Regions from separate parts of the Homo sapiens genome. Here all the other regions are linked to region 1. The links are chromatin loops, found by intact Hi-C in ENCODE. Cell type or tissue: GM12878. All regions are shown on one strand. Each heading gives the region's core, and the rest is flanking DNA. Links, peaks and the distances in the headings are about the cores only.

Evidence for each region. A loop is a pair of places that touch in the nucleus more often than their neighbours do. Peaks named below come from ENCODE experiments on the same cell type or tissue, not always from the same donor. Only the 100,000 strongest peaks of a DNase experiment are listed, where the experiment ranks them.
Region 2: it touches region 1 in a loop (2.0-fold over the local background); 1 of 110 quality-filtered maps calls a loop at or near these places.
Region 3: it touches region 1 in a loop (3-fold over the local background); 1 of 110 quality-filtered maps calls a loop at or near these places.

The regions. Positions count from the first base shown.
Region 1 is chrX:113,738,475-113,744,285 of GRCh38, reverse strand. No RefSeq gene overlaps it. Among named protein-coding and RNA genes, the nearest start is that of XACT, 120 kb to the right of the region's middle. In GM12878, for the core only: no CTCF peak of the experiment used is centred there; DNase peaks (open chromatin) are centred at 986 and 3,269.
Region 2 is chrX:113,469,927-113,475,737 of GRCh38, reverse strand. The region is part of intron 3 of LOC101928437 (a long non-coding RNA gene); the gene reads right to left. Among named protein-coding and RNA genes, the nearest start is that of XACT, 150 kb to the left of the region's middle. In GM12878, for the core only: no CTCF peak of the experiment used is centred there; a DNase peak (open chromatin) is centred at 2,597.
Region 3 is chrX:113,519,464-113,525,274 of GRCh38, reverse strand. LOC101928437 (a long non-coding RNA gene) reads right to left here. Exons shown (of 4, transcript NR_110399.2): 4 at 4,661-5,811. It also overlaps the pseudogene PPIHP2. Among named protein-coding and RNA genes, the nearest start is that of XACT, 96 kb to the left of the region's middle. In GM12878, for the core only: no CTCF peak of the experiment used is centred there; a DNase peak (open chromatin) is centred at 2,274; H3K27ac peaks cover 386 bases.

The sequences.
Region 1 (5,811 bases), core at 527-5,526:
AAGGCATGTTTATGTGAGTACACATAGCAGGTGGAGGCAACATCAAATAACAGAAAAGATTTCAGGTGAAAAGGAGAAATAAAAAAGGCAGTAAATCTTAAGTTTTAAAAGAAATGTTGTATATCTGAAGGAGATTTCTATATCCTCTATCTCTCAACCAACAAATTGGAACCAGAACAGAAAATTAGCAGCTTGAAAAAGACTTCCCCTGCTCAAGGGTTTGAGTTTCTAAGATTAGAGTGGAGCACACTTGTTCTATTTTTCTCCTCATTCATTAACTAGAAGCAACCTGTTGACTCGTAGAGAAGGGCAGGTTTTCACAACGTTTGGCATCATTCTTTATGGAGTGGGTCTCTTCCACTTTCAATGCACAGAGAAGAACAATGTTGTTGACAGGTAAATGGCTTAAGAAAATGTGTGTAATTGTAATAGTTGTTGATGCTGAAAAGAAATGTTTTAATTCTTATATGCTCCAGTTGGCAATCCCAGGGCATATCCCCAAACTTTCATAACAGTGTTATTTGGAAATTTTATTGTTACAATATAACATTTAGAAGTATTAACCAATATGTTTTCCAATTTTCTTGAATGTCCTTTTACCTCGAAGCTCTCTCCATTTCAAACTAGACCTTGACATTCACTGCCTCAGGACATAAAGGTTATGGAAGAAATGCAGAGAAAAAATCAATTTAAAGTCTATTTTGGAACTAGTGGTAAAGAAACAATTTAGAGAGAAAACTTTCAGAAGCCTAGGCATTGAGAGTCAGAACCCAAAGTCATAAAAAATTGATTTGGAAGAATGCATAATGATGTATAAGCAAATTTTCCCACACCAGAGGAAATAAGAGATCCTCTGAACTGGAGGAAAACAGAGAATATTTAAGAAGCAAGAGAGGAAGCTCTGGTTAGTACTTCTCAGAAGTGATTCTGAGAATTCCTCTTCACAAGCTGTGTCCCTGAGTTGGGGTGGGGGAAATAGAAACTGAAAATAGATTTGGGGATCTGAAAGAGAGAAGCACCCATGCTTTATACTTCAGGTGAAGTCCACGGTGGTCATAGACCTTGAAAGGTCTCTGGTGCCACCATAGTTCAGCAGCAGTACCATGGAAATGGTGGTGTGGTGGGTCTATGATAGAGGGCCTGATACAGTTCCAGTAGTTTTCTGAGGCCCAAGAGAGGGAGGGGAGGGTATCTAAATATTTTCTATCTGTTATTAGTGGAGAACGTGGTAGCTAAGAAAAGAGTGACAGACCAAAAGATAACAGAATTAAGCGGATACAGTGTGTCTCACACGGACCTTTGGCGGGATATTATATGGATTTCGGCAGATGCTAACAGGAATATTGGCCAAGGACGAAGAAATAGACACCCCTTCCCAACAATGCCGTGGTATTAGACCCTTGGAGCTTTCATATGCTGGGAAAAATGCAGGGTATGAGGAAGAAACACAACTTAACTGAGAAAAGCTTATATTCATTGAGTTAAGCTTGAATCACCTAAGATGAAGTGTTCAACAACAGAAAATGGAGCCTCGAGATATAAATTAGATTTTGTTTTAGGGAAAAAATCATTTTGCATAGTAGTTTGTGTTTCATGGAATTCACAGTAACTACACATTTTACTCTGTGAACAGAGGACATGTATGACACATACAGGATGGGAACGCATCAAGATGATTTAATCTAAAACTGTTAAGTATCGTGGAACTAACAAAAACATCAATGTGATGCAAGTAAACAGTGAAAGAAATGAGCTACATTTTCTATTTTAAAGGATGGCAGACGTAGCACATTAATGAATACCTACTGGGTTCTATTTTAAAAGCCCAGTGTCTCAGAAATTAGGCTAAAATGCAATCTGAGTTACGCCTTTTCTTGGCATGGACGTGCTCTTCAAAATGTGGCAGAAAGTGATTTAGCACTTTTAAGAGAACTTACATATGTTGAAGATGGTAAACCGAAATTGAACCTTTGAGAATATTTCCCTGATATACTATATGCCATTCATATTTAATAGGAATGTATATAATATTTAAATATTCAATCTGTCTTTGTCATTATAACTTGTCCAACAACTCACATTTCCCACCATTTTGGCCAAGTGTCTCCAAAGCCTCTCATACAGGCTCATTCAGGGACTGGGAAATTGCCCTGTTCTTTAGGAGCTGCAGATGTCGAACTGTCAACTTTGATTCAGGCCAGAGCTCTATGGGCATGGGTCTTGGAAAGTCTGAGAATCATTTCTATTAAAAAGCAGTAGAACTTCCATGTGGCACAATTTCAGGACTGGTTGAGCAACGTTAAGGCTATTGCACAGTTTCTGGATTTGGCAAACTTTTCCCAACAGAGGGTGCTGTAAACCTGAAAGAGGTACCAAATATTTGTGAGCTTTTAGAAGCCAGGTTGTCTCTTGACTGGAAAGGTCTTTTCTGTCCAGCACAGAAATCACTGTGAATCTTGTTTAAGCAGTTGGAGGTTGGTGGTTGACTCTGAAGCAGCTATATAACACAACCAATGCTACAGCAGCAGCAGAGAGAAGTGGCCATGCTCTGAGCATGAAGTACCTATAGGAAAACAGAGGACTGTTTCCTTTCTGACCAATTCCTTTTTTCAGAGGGAGATAAAAAGTAGGAACAGGGGATAGAGCATTTTTGGGGTCAGAATTTCAGTAAAATTTAAATTAGGTGGCATCAAGAACCAAATACATCTGTTACTATAATTCAAACCCTAATTTTTTTTTTCAGTAATGAATATGACCTGGGAAATCAATTTATACTTTTAAAAATATCCATTTCATAATGTGAAAACAACCTGTGTAAAACAGATATGTTGGAGGAGGTGCAGGTAGGTAGGATAATTTGCTCAGCAAGTCCCTTCATTTGCTTATAGTTAAAATCAAAAGTAAGGCTGGGCGCGGTCGCTCACGCCTGTAATCCCAGCACTTTGGGAGGCCGAGGCGGGCGGATCACCTGAGGTCGGGAGTTCAAGACCAGCCTGACCAACATAGAGAAACCCTGTCTCTACTAAAAAAATACAAAATTAGCCAGGCTTAGTGGCACGTGCCTGTAATCCCAGCTACTCGGGAGGCTGAGGCAGGAGAATCACTTGAACTGGGGAGGCGGAGGTTGTGGTGAGCCAAGATTGTGCCATTGCACCCCAGCCTAGGCAACAAGAGTGAAACTCTGTCTCAAAACGAAACAAAAGTAAGATCCAAATAAAGCAACTAGTATCATTTCCTTATACAATCATGTATTGAGCACTGACAATGCATCTGTACCATGCTAGGCACCAGGAATATACAAATTCTTTTTCTTTCTCTGCCTCCTCTAAAAAGAAAACCAGATCTCAATATTATTGACTCTTGTTATTGTGGCCACTACCTGAAGTTTAATCTGTAGTTAAGATAAAAAGATATAAACAAACATGTACACATTTTTAAAATAATTATTTTAATTTATGTTTTTAAGAAGGGATAGACACTCGGAAAATTTTGCAACCAGACTTTTTTTTTTTTTTTTTTTTTTTTTTTTTTGAGACGGAGTCTCGCTCTGTCGCCCAGGCCAGACTGCGGACTGCAGTGGCGCAATCTCGGCTCACTGCAAGCTCCGCTTCCCGGGTTCACGCCATTCTCCTGCCTCAGCCTCCCGAGTAGCTGGGACTACAGGCGCCTGCCACCGCGCCCGGCTAATTTTTTGTATTTTTAGTAGAGACGGGGTTTCACCTTGTTAGCCAGGATGGTCTCGATCTCCTGACCTCATGATCCACCCGCCTCGGCCTCCCAAAGTGCTGGGATTACAGGCGTGAGCCACCGCGCCCGGCCGCAACCAGACATTTTTTAGGTGCTTAGAAAATTCTGTCTCAAACATTAATAGACACTATCAGAGAAGATTTAGTGAATTTTGGTTAAAGATTCACAAATGGTGAAACTGGGTCTCAGTTTTTCAAGTTTATATATCCTCCTACCTTGTTTACTGGTAATGAGCAAAATCAAAGGCAGGTAACTGAGTTTGTGTGTATTGGGGGGAATTTATCCCATTACTGGCTTGGCTAGCAACAATTATTTATCTTGGAAATCAGTAAAATTCTTTGCAATGTATTTACCTCATGAAGAAAGTATTATGGAAAAGATATTTTTTCAACATAAATTAATAGTATGGCAGAAGTTAAAAGACCATCTTTTTCAGACCTACTTTTAAATCCCAATGTTAAGAAAAGAGACTAGGGATGTGAATCCAATCTCTTCCCTCTACTACAAAACCCCACTGTTGTAATTCCCCTTGAATAAAATATTTCTTGCTTTCTCTGAAAGAAAAGGAAAAAAGGCTCATTTTTAATGGCACATCTCAAATGATGGGATAATTCTGGAGATAATTCCCAACCTGTAAAACAAATATGTGTTAATATCCTTAGGTATTTGAGTGAATGGAAATCCAGACACTGGTGGTTGGATTGGCACGTTAATCTCCTGTCACTCTGATCTATTCCAATTCCTGAGAAACCTAAACTCAAGAATAACAAAAACCACTCAGTCCTACCCTTATAATTCTTTTTTTAACTTCTAGAGAAATGGCAGAGGCCATAAAACAAGAATGATGGAAGAGTTTACCACAGTTTTTCCTTGTCACTTATTTTGAAAGTCAGCTGCAATTTGTAATTTTCTCAGGTTGGCAAATGTGTCCAAATGGGGAATGCTCTGTAATCTGTCAAAACCTCACAGATGTCATCAGCAAAAGGAGCATATACACTTAATGTGTTTGTTAAATCTTTTATTCTGCATGTGGAGCTATACCTTGAGTAAAGACTCACCAAACAGATATCATTCCTTCAAAAAAGTCATCAAGACCTTTGTAAATAAACTCACATAGTAACAGAAGTGCATAATCTAGAGAGTGGTTGTGCTGATGCAAAACATTGGAATCTGTTTTTTAGTTCCTATCTCAGATTGTTTCACAGGCTGTGTAAACTACATAAATAGGAAGAAGTGAGAAAATGAAGCTCCAAGATACTTCTCACACCTTGAAAAATCACACCTTTTTGATTCAGTAGAACTCTAGTGGTGGCCAGAACTGAAGTAATGGCAATGGGAAGGAGAAACAAAGGCAGATTAGGGAGCCTTTGGAGATGGACTGCATTTAGTTCTCTTTGCTTGTCCCTCCCCTCTTCTTTACCTGTGAATGTTGGGTGTCACAGTTCTTAGTTCTTGCATCTCTTCTCTACCTGTACTCTTTCTCTAAGTGCTCTGAGTCAGTCTTATAACCACAAATGTTATCTATACCCTAAATTTCTGAAATCTCTCTCTATATATACCTAATGTATCCCTGAAATTTCTTGATTGATATTCCTTCTGCATACTTGACATCTATGCTTGGATGCCTCATGGGCATCTGAAATGTAACTTTACCTCATACCTCTATTCACTTTTTCTGTTTCAGTCTTTCATATCTCCGTAAATGGCAGTACAAGCAACCTAGATTTACAAACCAGAACGCTTGGAGTCATCCTTAATATTTTTCTTTCGTTACTCTATGTGGACAATCATTCAGTGAGTACTGCTGTTTATAATTTCTAAATATAAATATCAAACACATCTATTTCTCTTCATCTCTACTATCATCAACATAGTTTTGGCTACCAGCATGTCTCTCAGAGGCCATTTCTAGGGTCTTTTAAATGGTCTTTGTACTTCTGTTGCCTCCTCCACATCATTGCCACATGTAGAAGTCAAAGAGGTCTTTTAAAAATATAAAATTGTATCATGTTTCTCTATTGATTAAAACACTCATGACTTTTCTTCACTCTTAGGATAAAATCC
Region 2 (5,811 bases), core at 305-5,304, 270 kb after region 1:
TAATAATCCTATCTAAAAATGGGCAGAAGATTGAATAGACATTTCTCAATACAAGACATACAAATGGAAAACAGGCATATGAGAAGGTGCTCAACAGCACAGATCATCAGAGAAATGCAAATCAAAACTACAATGACATATCATCTCAACCCAGTTACAATGCCTTATATCCAAAAGACAGGCAATAACAAATGCTAGTGAGAATGTGGAGAAAAGGGAACACTTGCACAGTGTTGGTGGGAATGTAAATTAGTACAATCACCACGAAGAACAGTTTGGAGGTTCCTCAAAATACTAAAAATTGAGCTACCATATGATACAGTATCCCACTGCTGGTTATATACTCAAAAGAAAGGAAATCAGTATATCAAAGAGATATCTGCACTCCTACAGCTGCAGCACTGTTTACGATAGCTAACATTTGGAAGCAACCTAAATATCTGTCAACAGATGAGTGAATGAACAAAATATGGTACATAATATACAACAGAGTACTATTCAGCCATAAAAAACAATGAGATCTTGTCATTTGCAACAATGTAGAAGGAACTGGGGATCATTATGTTAACTGAAATAAGCCAGGCACAGTAAGGCAAATATTGCATGTTCTCAATAATTTGTGGGATCTAAAAATCAAAACAATTGAACTCATGGAAGTAGAGAGTAGAACGATGGTTACTAGAGGCTGGGAAGGGTAGAGTGGGCTGGGCTGGAGATGGAGATGGTTAATAAGTACAAAAAATTAATGTTAGAAAGAATGAATAAAACCTATTTGATAGCACAAAAGGGTGACTATAGTTGACAATAACTTAGTTGTGCAATTTAAAATAATTTAGACTGTGTAATTGGATTGTTTGTAACTCAAAGGATAAATGCTTAATGGGATGGAAACTTCATTCTTCATGATGTGCTTATTTCACATTGCATGCCTGTCTCAAAACACCTCATGTACCCCATAAATATATACAGCCACTATGTACCCACAAAAAATTAAAAAAATAAAAATACTAAACCAAAAGTCAACATAAGTCCTAAATTAAAAAAAGAATCCTAGGTGCAGTCCCTAGAAGGAAGGGATCAGCCAAGCAGACCATGCTTCACAGCAGAACTTTAATTACAACAAGAGCTATTGTAGATTAAATCAGAAAACCGTGACAGTATCCTAGATATAAAGATTTTAAAAACTTACTAAGTGGGCAAGTGTGGTTCAAGTTTTCCTAGACATAAGAAATACCGAATTTCAAGCTACAAGATCAATTCCATTTCTCATTCGTTCGGGAGATGAAACTCTCAAGGTACAGCCTGTCTTAATGAGGGCTGACTCATCTTTGTGTTTAAACATCTACAGTTTCCAGTCTATCTTTCCAGTTCTATTTGTTCCTGCTCCTCAAAGTGAACCCCATAATGTTATCAGACATATGTCTTTACTGCCAATAGTGCTTCCACCTCTCCCTGCATGTTTGCTCATACAGTTATTTATCTTTGAAATACCATCTTTTCGACATCTACTCATCCTTTAAGGTCCAATGCAATGCCATCAATTTTCTTTATTACTTACCATCTGAGATTATTCTATGTATCTACACTTATAGTAATTATTGCCCATACCAAATAGGTATTAAAAAGAAGATTCCACCTTGAAAATATTATTTCTGTCTGAATCATTTTTGCTCCTTAGCATCTAACTTTCTAACTCTGTGCTCTGAATAGAGTGTACATCCAGTGTGTGAAGAATTAATGTATGGATACACATGCAAATATAGTCATGTGCCATATAACAATGTTTCAGTCAACAAGGGACTACATATAATAGTGGTCCCATAAGATTATAATACTTTATTTTTGCTCTATCTTTTCTATGTTTAAATATGTTTAGATACACAAATAGTTACCATTATGATATAATTGCCTACAATTTTCAGTACAGTAACATTCTGTACATTTGTAAGCTTAGCAGTCATAGTCTATACCGTATATTCTAGGTGTGTAGTATGCTACACCATCTAGGCTTGTGTATGATGTTTGTGCAATGATGAAATCAACTAACAATGCATTTCTCAATACATATCTCCATCATTAAGCAACAAATGACTATTTACAAACACACTCGGAAGAGCTGCCAGCTAGGAAGAAAGATCATTCTCAATGACACATGTAAATTTTGTGGCAACTAATGTGCACCCTCTCTTTCTCAAACTTTCAATATTTATTTTGTCAACTTGAAAGGCCCTCAACAGAATCGTCCAGCAGAGTTGAAGGGGAGAGATTATGGTTGTAGGATGAGAATACAAGAGACACTTTTCTAACTCTGTATATGAGGGAAGAGAGAGACCCTCTCATATTGTTTTATATTGTTTTATACTCAGTACCTTTTTTAAGAAAAAAACAACAACAACAAGGAAGTAAAACCAAAGACAGGCAGCCTGGTACCAGGCCCGAAACTAGGCCTGGGCCTGCCTGGCCTAAACCCAGTAGTTAAAAATCAACTCATAACTTAGAAACCGATGTTATTAATAGATTCCAGACATTGTATAGAAGAACATTGTGAAACTCCCTGCCCTCTTCTGTTTCTCTCTGACTACCAGTGCATGAACCCCTGTTACGTATCCCCTAGATTGCTCAATCAGTCACGATCCTTTCATGTAAAATCTTTAGTGTTGTGAGCCCTTAAAAGGGACAGAAATTGTGCACTCAGGGAGCTCGGATTTTAAGGCAGTAGCTTGCCGATGCTCCCAGATAAGCCCTTCCTTCTACAACTCGGTGTCTGAGGGGTTTTGTCTGTGGCTCGTCCTGCTACATATGTATATGTGTTTTAATACATTGCTAGAAACTATGCCTTGGGAAGTGACTAACATGCCCTATAATGTGAAGAAACATCAAAAGAAGATAAGAATAGAAAACAAGGATTTGAGAGAATAAACCATGAGGGTTAAATAATAAATTAATTTCAGGCAGGCTAAAATTGCAAAATCCCCATCCTCTTAGAGGATGCTTTTTCAGTGGAGGTAAAGGAAGAATATATTTTGGAAGAATGACTTGAGCAGAACCAATATCTTTAGAATTCCCGTGACTCCCACCAAATTCCATTTGAATTTTTGGAATTGATGTGTAGCTGACATTTTAACTCTGGCATAAAATTGCAAAGAAATGAGCCCATTTCAAAACTGTAATATGAAAAATGAATGGTGCTGTGACTTATAAATCTAAAATGTGACAACTGCTAACACATTCCAGAAAATAAGCCCTCTATTACTTGTGTATTTCATTTTGCAGAATGCTTTACAAAGTATTAAAAAGAGAAACCACAAATGAGAGCTGGAGCCAATCCCCAAGGAGAATGTAATCAATAGCGTTGAATGATGACTGCTTCATTTAAAAACTTCTCTCCAGTAGGGCTTTATTCAAGCTGATTGTAATTCCATTTAACTGCAATGTTAAATGGCGTGTGAGCAGCTTTTGAATTCTGAGACGGCTCCATCATCAAAGAACATTAAAACTGAACGTTATTCACCACGTGCTGAGTAGTCAATTCTTATAACTTCAAGAGAACATTAATTCAGTGTGAAATATTATTGTTGTTAAGTCTGATAAAATATCAGAATACCTTCAACCTCATAATGCTAGAATTGTAATTAGATGAATGCTTCCAGAAAGAAAATCAGTTGACTTTGCAGAGACAAAAATAGTTTTCTTCTCAATGTTTTCTGAAGTTTCAATAATTTGAGTTTATAAAACAAACTAATAATAGACAGACTACCAGGAAAAAAAGGGATACCAATTTATTAACATGCATGTGGGCACAGGAGTCATTCACAGAGTATGAGGCTCAAAGGAGGGATCAGATGTCTGAAGTTTTTATAACCTTCCTGAGGTTACAGAAAAAATAGATGCTTAGAGCATGGCAAGACAGGTTATGGAAGGGAGAGAAGGGAAAAGGTATAGAGCAAAGGTCTTCTTGTTATGCAGACAAAACCTCACAGGTGGCATCTCTCAAAAATGAAAAGATGGTAGCCTGTGGTACAAGTTTCTCTGACAGACCTTTAGTCTCCTTTTCCTGTTAGATAATCTTTTCTATATCTAAGATGGTGAGTAGGTAGGTGCTCAGAGCAACATGTTTGCATCTGTTGTTTACTTCAGTTTACTAATGTAGATTTCCTCTACAGATGCAAATCTCCTCCACAAAATGCAGATTTTCAGCTATTCTTTTGTATTTGTAGCCCCTCTCATTAGTCATCTTAAAATATGCTACAGAAGTATGTTTTGGGGTCAAATATTTGTTTCATTTCCCCATTTGAATCTTTATTTTCAGAAAGTTGTACATATTAAAGTAGAATTGGTAGCTATAGAAAAGTTTGGGTTAGAAGTTATGAGATAAGAGACTGGCAAAGGGAAGAACAAGCAAAAAGGAACAAATTTTAGTATACTGTTTCATACCGTTTTGAATCAGTTTCTTAGTCCTGGGAATAGATTAGTTCAGTTAAACACTTGTGTTTCATTTCAGGAGATGGCATTGCAATTGGACTGAGAAAGCTCAGCCTGTATATATGATGCAGCAAACAGATCTTTAATAAGAGGCATTTCTATGGAAACAGAAGAAAAACAAAGATTAATGTTTGAAGTAGTCTATAGGCTAGTTTTTCTAGAGTCTAGAGGGCAGTGAGTTTAGAAGACTTCTGGAATGGGTTTGAAGCATCTTCACTTGTAGCAGGGAAGACAGTGGTAATCTGACAGAGTTTTCAAGCATAAAAGTTATCCATACACATGCCATCATTGTGATTTCTCTGGAGTCTATTTGTCAGTTTGTAAGGCTTCAAGGAAAACACAGTTTTAATTTTAGTGATGCAGAAGGGTTGGAGAGAAAAAAAAAGAAAATGTTAATTTGGCAACTCACAGCCAGATATTGGAGGAAACCATAAAAAATTCAGATGCAGTTCAAATTGCCGGTAAATAACAAAATATTGAAACTGCCTTTGCAAAAATTCTAACTGAGGAAATTATGACAGTGAAAGAGATCAGACCTGACCAACTCCATCTTGCTTCTAATCTTTAAGCTGCCCTCGTTCATTCCTGAGTGTAGGCCAAACTTACCTTGGGAAGGAATTTAGTTTATAGTTTGATGTTGAAACAAAGTTGATAGTAGCCCTTTCCCAAAAAGAGCCCCTTCTTGCCTGAGGACCAGTATGTCTTTGTAGAACTAACAAATGAGCTACAAGATTAAAAATTATGGTTTAGATGCCATGCAGCCTCCAGCTGCAAGAATCTCAACCTCCTCAAATTGCTCCTGGGAATAACATCACTATCGTAAAACCTAAGATCAGTGATTGAGATATGTTGCCGACTTGATTCACCAGCTGACAACACCCAGACCTGTAATCTGGCTCAACCAGTTCTTCGATCCCACCTAGGAACAAAAGACAGCAAGAGAAACTTACTTTGACCCCCTATGATTCCATTTCCAACCTGACCAATCAGGATGCCCCACTTCCCGAGCCCCTACCCACCAAATTATCTTTAAAAAGATCCCCTAAATGCTCAGGGAGACTAATTTGAGTAATAATAAAACTCCTGTCTGCGACACAGCCAGTTCTGTGTGGATTCTTCTTTCTCTACTGCAATTCCCTGTCTTGATAAATCAGCTCTATCGAGGCAGCAGGCAAGGTGAACCTGCTGGGTGGTTACAATATCAAAAACCAATGAGCTGGAATCTAATAATGAGTGTAGTATAGATTTTGTTGAGAAACATCATTTTTCTCTCTCCTGTCCCCCATTTCTACCAAATGTATTTACAAGACTAATTTATTTGTTAAATAT
Region 3 (5,811 bases), core at 305-5,304, 220 kb after region 1:
TCAAAATTTCTCATGTACCCAATACATTTATACAAACAAACAAAAACAAGAAAATTAAGCAAAAAAAGAAAAAAAAACCTTTGCTTACCAAAAATAAATGATGATAAAAATACAAGTATGCTTTGTATTTTCAATTCATAAGTATTAATTTCAGATACATATATAAGTATAAATGAAAGAGGCAAACCATAAAATAAAATATTAAAAGCTATGCTCACATTAAAAAAGTATATACTAAAAATAAAAACTCAACTTTAAAGAAAAATAAACAGAAAAATTTATTCTGTATATGGTAGGCTAAATGTTATTATCATTAATACTAAATATATATTAAATATATTAACTATCTCATTCTATACCTAAGTCCCCCAAAATAAAATACAATTGCAGGTAAAGAAACAAAGGTTGAAAAGAAAGAAAAGTAAAATAGACAGCCAATTAATATTAAAAATATTTTCAACCAAAGAAGTGCAAAATGAATCTATGATATTATTGTAATTATTGTTGTTTTGTGTTATTTAAATTAGAAAAATTAAAAGAAAAATTATAGCACTGCATTTGCTCTGTAATAAGTACGCTTTTACATTGCTGGCAAGAACGCAAATTTGTTCAGAGTTTTAAAAGAAAATTTGGCAATATGGATCAGTAAGTCTTAAAAATACATATTTCTCTTGTTTCTATTATTATTATTCCATTACTAAAAATTTATGCTAAGAAAGGATCAGAAATTGGTGTATCCTCATTGCAACATTATTGTGACATAAAATATATTGTAACATTCAAAAATTACTGTCCTCAATAATATTTCATGGCATTGGAAATTCTCAAGTTATATTATCAAATGAGAAAATTAAGTTACAAAGAGTATGTGCACTTGAGGCTAAACTCACTTTGAAAATTTCAGCAGTGAGCTATCCTCTTTCTACATATTAACAGCATATACTCCTTAAGGTTAACTGTGGTTACTATGTCTATGTGGTAGAACTAAGGTTGTTTGAGATTTGTGGAAAGAATAAGCAGAATATGGTTGGAAGATAATAAGATATAAATAAAAGGAATGTAAAAAATTTAGAACCCAACATTGAAGGAAGAAAGTGGTAGAAAATTATCATGCAATTTTGTTAATTTCCTAGTAGCTCTTAGGATTCTAAGAACAGGTGAGAAGTTGGTGGCCCAGGTTTGTGGATGACATGGGGGAAATGGTAAAGGCCAAAAGTCTGACTCAGTCTGACCATGCAAGGATATCAATTAAAGCACTTAATAGTTTCTAAACTGTAGACTTTGTTTCTACAGGCTAGTTAGGGAAGCCAATGATATTAAAAACTGTTGTGATCGACTTAGAAAATACTGTAAGAGCAAGGGACCAAAGATCATAATGAGGTATTGAAATGTAAAAGACGCTGGATAACCAAAGCAATCTGGAGCAAAAAGAACAAAAGATGGTGAGAGGCATCATACTACCTGACTTCAAAATATTCTACAAATCTATTGTAACCAAAACAACATGGTATTGGCATAAAAGCAGACACATAGACCAATGAAACAGAATAGAGAACCCAGAAATAAATCCATGCATGTATAGCCAACTGATTTTCAACAAAGGCACCATGAACATGCATGGGAAAAAAGGACAGTCTCTTTGATAAATAGTGCTGGGAAAACTGGATATCCACATGCAGAAGGAGGAAACAAGACACCTATCTCTCACTATATACAAAAATCAACCCAAAATATATTAAAGACTTATATGTAAGTCCCAAACTATAAAATTACTAAAAGAAAATACAGATAAATGCTTCATAAAATTGGACTGGGCAAGGATTTTTTTAATAAGAACTCAAAGGCACAGGCAACAAGAGTAAAAATAGACAAATGAGATTACATAAAACTAAAAGCTACTGCATAGCAAAGGAAATAATCAATGGAGTGAAGAGACAATCTATAGAGTGGGTGAAAATATTTGCAAACTTTTCATCTGAGAAGAGACTAATAAAATATGTAAGCAACTCAACTCAATAGCAAGCAACCAAATAATCCTATTAAAAATGAGCAAAAGGTCTAAATAGACATTTTTATTTATTTTTTTAAACATACAAAAAACTTTATTTACAGTTGAAAACCTAAACACAATCTTGGATCCTGAATCTCTGATACTGCTAGAGTCTGTTGATCAAATGGCGTAGCAGCAGGCAGGGAAGCAAACACAGGGGCCAGTCCAGATTATCTTACTCAAGAACATTGCCAAGAGGAAGTGAAAGTCTGATTCAGTCTTGGTCTGAACTACATCTCCCCACACCGTGAGATCACCATATGTACCTTGGCCTTATTATTGGTGCCTGTGGGAACATTTTCAATCTTTCTTATCAGTAGAAGTCCATCAGTGATTTTTCCAAACACTACATGCTTCCCATCCAGGCCATTGCACTTAGAGCGGGTGATAAAGAACTGACAGCCATTTGTACTGGGACTGCTGTTCACCATGGAAAGCAGGACCGGAGCTGGGTATCTGATTTTAAAATTTTCATCTGCAAATGGTCCCTGGTAAATGCTGGTGACTCCAGTAACATCTCCATTAACAAAATCTCCACCCTGAATCATGAAATCCTTTATGACCCTGTGAAAGGTGCTCCCTTTGTATCCTATTGGAACCCGATCTTCTCTGAATTCTCCAGTGCAGAACTGCCCAAAGTTCTCAGCTGTGTTAGGCACAATGTCTACAAAGAGCTGGATCTTCATGTGGCCAACTTCCTGACTGACAATGCTGACATCAAAGAACACCACGGGGGCTCAGGGCTTGAATTTGCCACCACCATGGCTTTGACTCAGAAGCAGAAGTCTGACATTTTTCAAAAGAAGACATACAAATGGCCAACAGATATATGAAAAAATGTTCAACGCCACTAATCATCACAGAAATGCAAATGGGAACCACAATGATTTCATTTTACCCCAGTCAAAATGACTATTATCAAAAAAAAAAATGAAAGATAACAAGTGTTGGGAGGATAGGGACAAAAGAAAACCAACACTGTTGGTGGAAATGTAAATTAGTACAGCCACTGTGAAAAACAGTATGAAGGTTCCTCAAAAAATTGAAACTATAATTACCATATGATCCAGCAATCCCATTCATTACTGGGTATATATCCAAGGGAAATTAAATCAGTATATCAAAGAGATATCTGCACTCCCATAATTATTGTAACACTATTCACAATGCACAAGATATGGAGTCAACCCAAATTACTGTCTCCAAATGAATGGATAAAGAAAATGTACATATATGCAATGGAATATTATTCAGCCATAAAACAGACTGAAATCGGCCGGGTGCAGTGGCTCACACCTGTAATCCTAGCACTTTGGGAGACCGAGGCAGGTGGATCACCTGAGATCGGGAGTTCGAGACCAGCCTGACCAACATGGAGAAACCCCTTCTCTACTAAAAATACAAAATTAGCCAGGTGTGGTGGCACATTCCTGTAATACCAGCTACTCGGGAGGCTGAGGCAGGAGAATCGCTTGAACCTGGGAGGTGGAGGTTGCAGTGAGCCACGATGGTGCCATTGTACTCCAGCCTGGGCAACAAGAGCAAAACTCCATCTCAAAAAAAAAGAAAGTGTAGAGGCCAAGATTTTCTGAAAAAAATCACTGACATGAGGCAGATTGCTTAATAGGTGAAAAGGCATACAAATTATTTAACATGTATACACAGGAGGCTTCAGAATGATGACCTCAAAGATACAAGGGAAATGATTAACTTTTATAAAGCTGAGGTTAATAACATATGGATAATGGTCTAGAAGTATGATTGAAGAAAAGGGTATGATCTAATGCTAATAGACTGAGTAGGAAAACCCAGCAAGGCCTGTCTGTCTAGACTTTTCTTGGTCTCTCTGAGCCTGTATTCCTTCCTTCTAGGTGTGGGGCAGGGCCCTCTCTGAAATGGGGGTCTCATGACCTACAGTCGAACAAGGTAGGTCAGATCATTTCTTTATAACCAGTTTTTACATAGAATACTTTTAGATTTTATGTCTAGCTTTGGAGAAAAGGGGTTCTGGTTTCTATGACTCACCTTGAAGAAGAGGGATTCTAGTTTCTATGCCTACTTCCAGGGTTTTAGGGTGGGCAGGAGAATGGAACTTAGGGAGGCAGGAGAAGGTCAGAGAAAAACTTTTGTTTCTGAGGCTGCCACTGAGGCTTTCATTTTGGGATATTGTTTTCTGAACCTCAAGAAGAGGAAGAATAAATTCTGGTGTTCTATTACACGGTAGGGTGACTACAGCAAATAACAATATAACATATATTTCAAGAGAGCTAGAAGAGAATAATTTGAATGTTATCACTACAAATAAACTATCAATGTTTACAGTAATGTAAATGGCAATTACCATGATTTGATAATTATATATTTATATATGAGTTGAAACATCACATTGTACCCATAAATATGTGCAATCGCATATGAATTATACATTTAAAAAACAGACTAACAAAAAAAATCATGATGAGGGTATATGTAGGAGTGAAACTCAGGGGGGATGAAATGAGTACTACAATGTAATAATAATATAATCTTGAGGGTGAAAAGGTTTAAAAAATTTTTGCCTTCAATTTTTAAAATGTTTATTTGAAATAATTTCAGCCTTTCACAAGTATTGCAAAAATTATAAAATAATTATTGTGTAACCTTTATCCAGATTCTGCAAAAATTCTGTTAACATCTTACATAATCAAAGAACAATGATCAATGTCACAAAATTAACATTGATATAATTCTATTATCTAAAGATGTTATTCGAATATCACTATCACGGCTCACTGCATCCTTGACTTTCTAGGCTCAAGCAATCCTCCCACCTCAGCATCCCCAGTACCTGGGACTACAGTTGTGTGCCACCACACCTAGCTAAGACTTTCCTCCTAATGGCTCCTTCTTGCCTGAGATCCATTCATGATCATGTGTTGCATTAATTACCAGGTCTTAAGAGTGGATAAATTTTAGTGATAACAATGTACAAGTGCCAATAGGTGACTTAAGTGAAAGGGGGGTGAAATCACATTAGGAAAAATCACAGAAGTCCAGAATATCATTCATTCACTCATTCACTCAATAAGTTCCTTTTAGTCTCTTAAATATGTGCCAGGCATATAATTATGTGCTGGATATTGTCAATAGTAGAGTAAGTATGTCATAGTTTCTGACCTCACAGAGTTCAAATCTCACCCAAATACCAGTCCCTTTAATGATTCTGACCAAAAGAAAAATCCAAAGAGGTTAATAGTTTGATAATTCACCTTGAAATATCTCCAATTATTCAACCATGAGAAGGACTCCCTTGCCAAGTTGTATGTTTTACACTTTGCACTTTGTTGGAATTTAATAAAGGTAATGATAATGATCAGTATTACTGCCTAAAGATGAAGATCAACAACATTCACCCCCATCTCCAAGTAAAAAGAGAGTTGAAATATAAATCGATTTTATTCTTCGTATAGTATTTAATATAGGGAAAATGTAATACTGTATATCACATGAGCTGTCATGCTAAGAGTTAAATGACTATTGCATTTCCAAATAAATGTCTGCATTCTATATTAAGTAATAGATAATAGAATGCCAAAATGCTTCTACTCTGAAAATAAGTGAATTACTGATGGTACTCCATGTCTCCCCACTGCCTATAAGGTAAAACAAATTGCTTAGTTTAACATTCAGGCTTTTTTACAATCTAACTCTAACCTTTCTAGCCATTCTCCATTTTTCATCCTGCAGGAAAGTCTTCCTCCATTTCAAGCAAACACTGATGT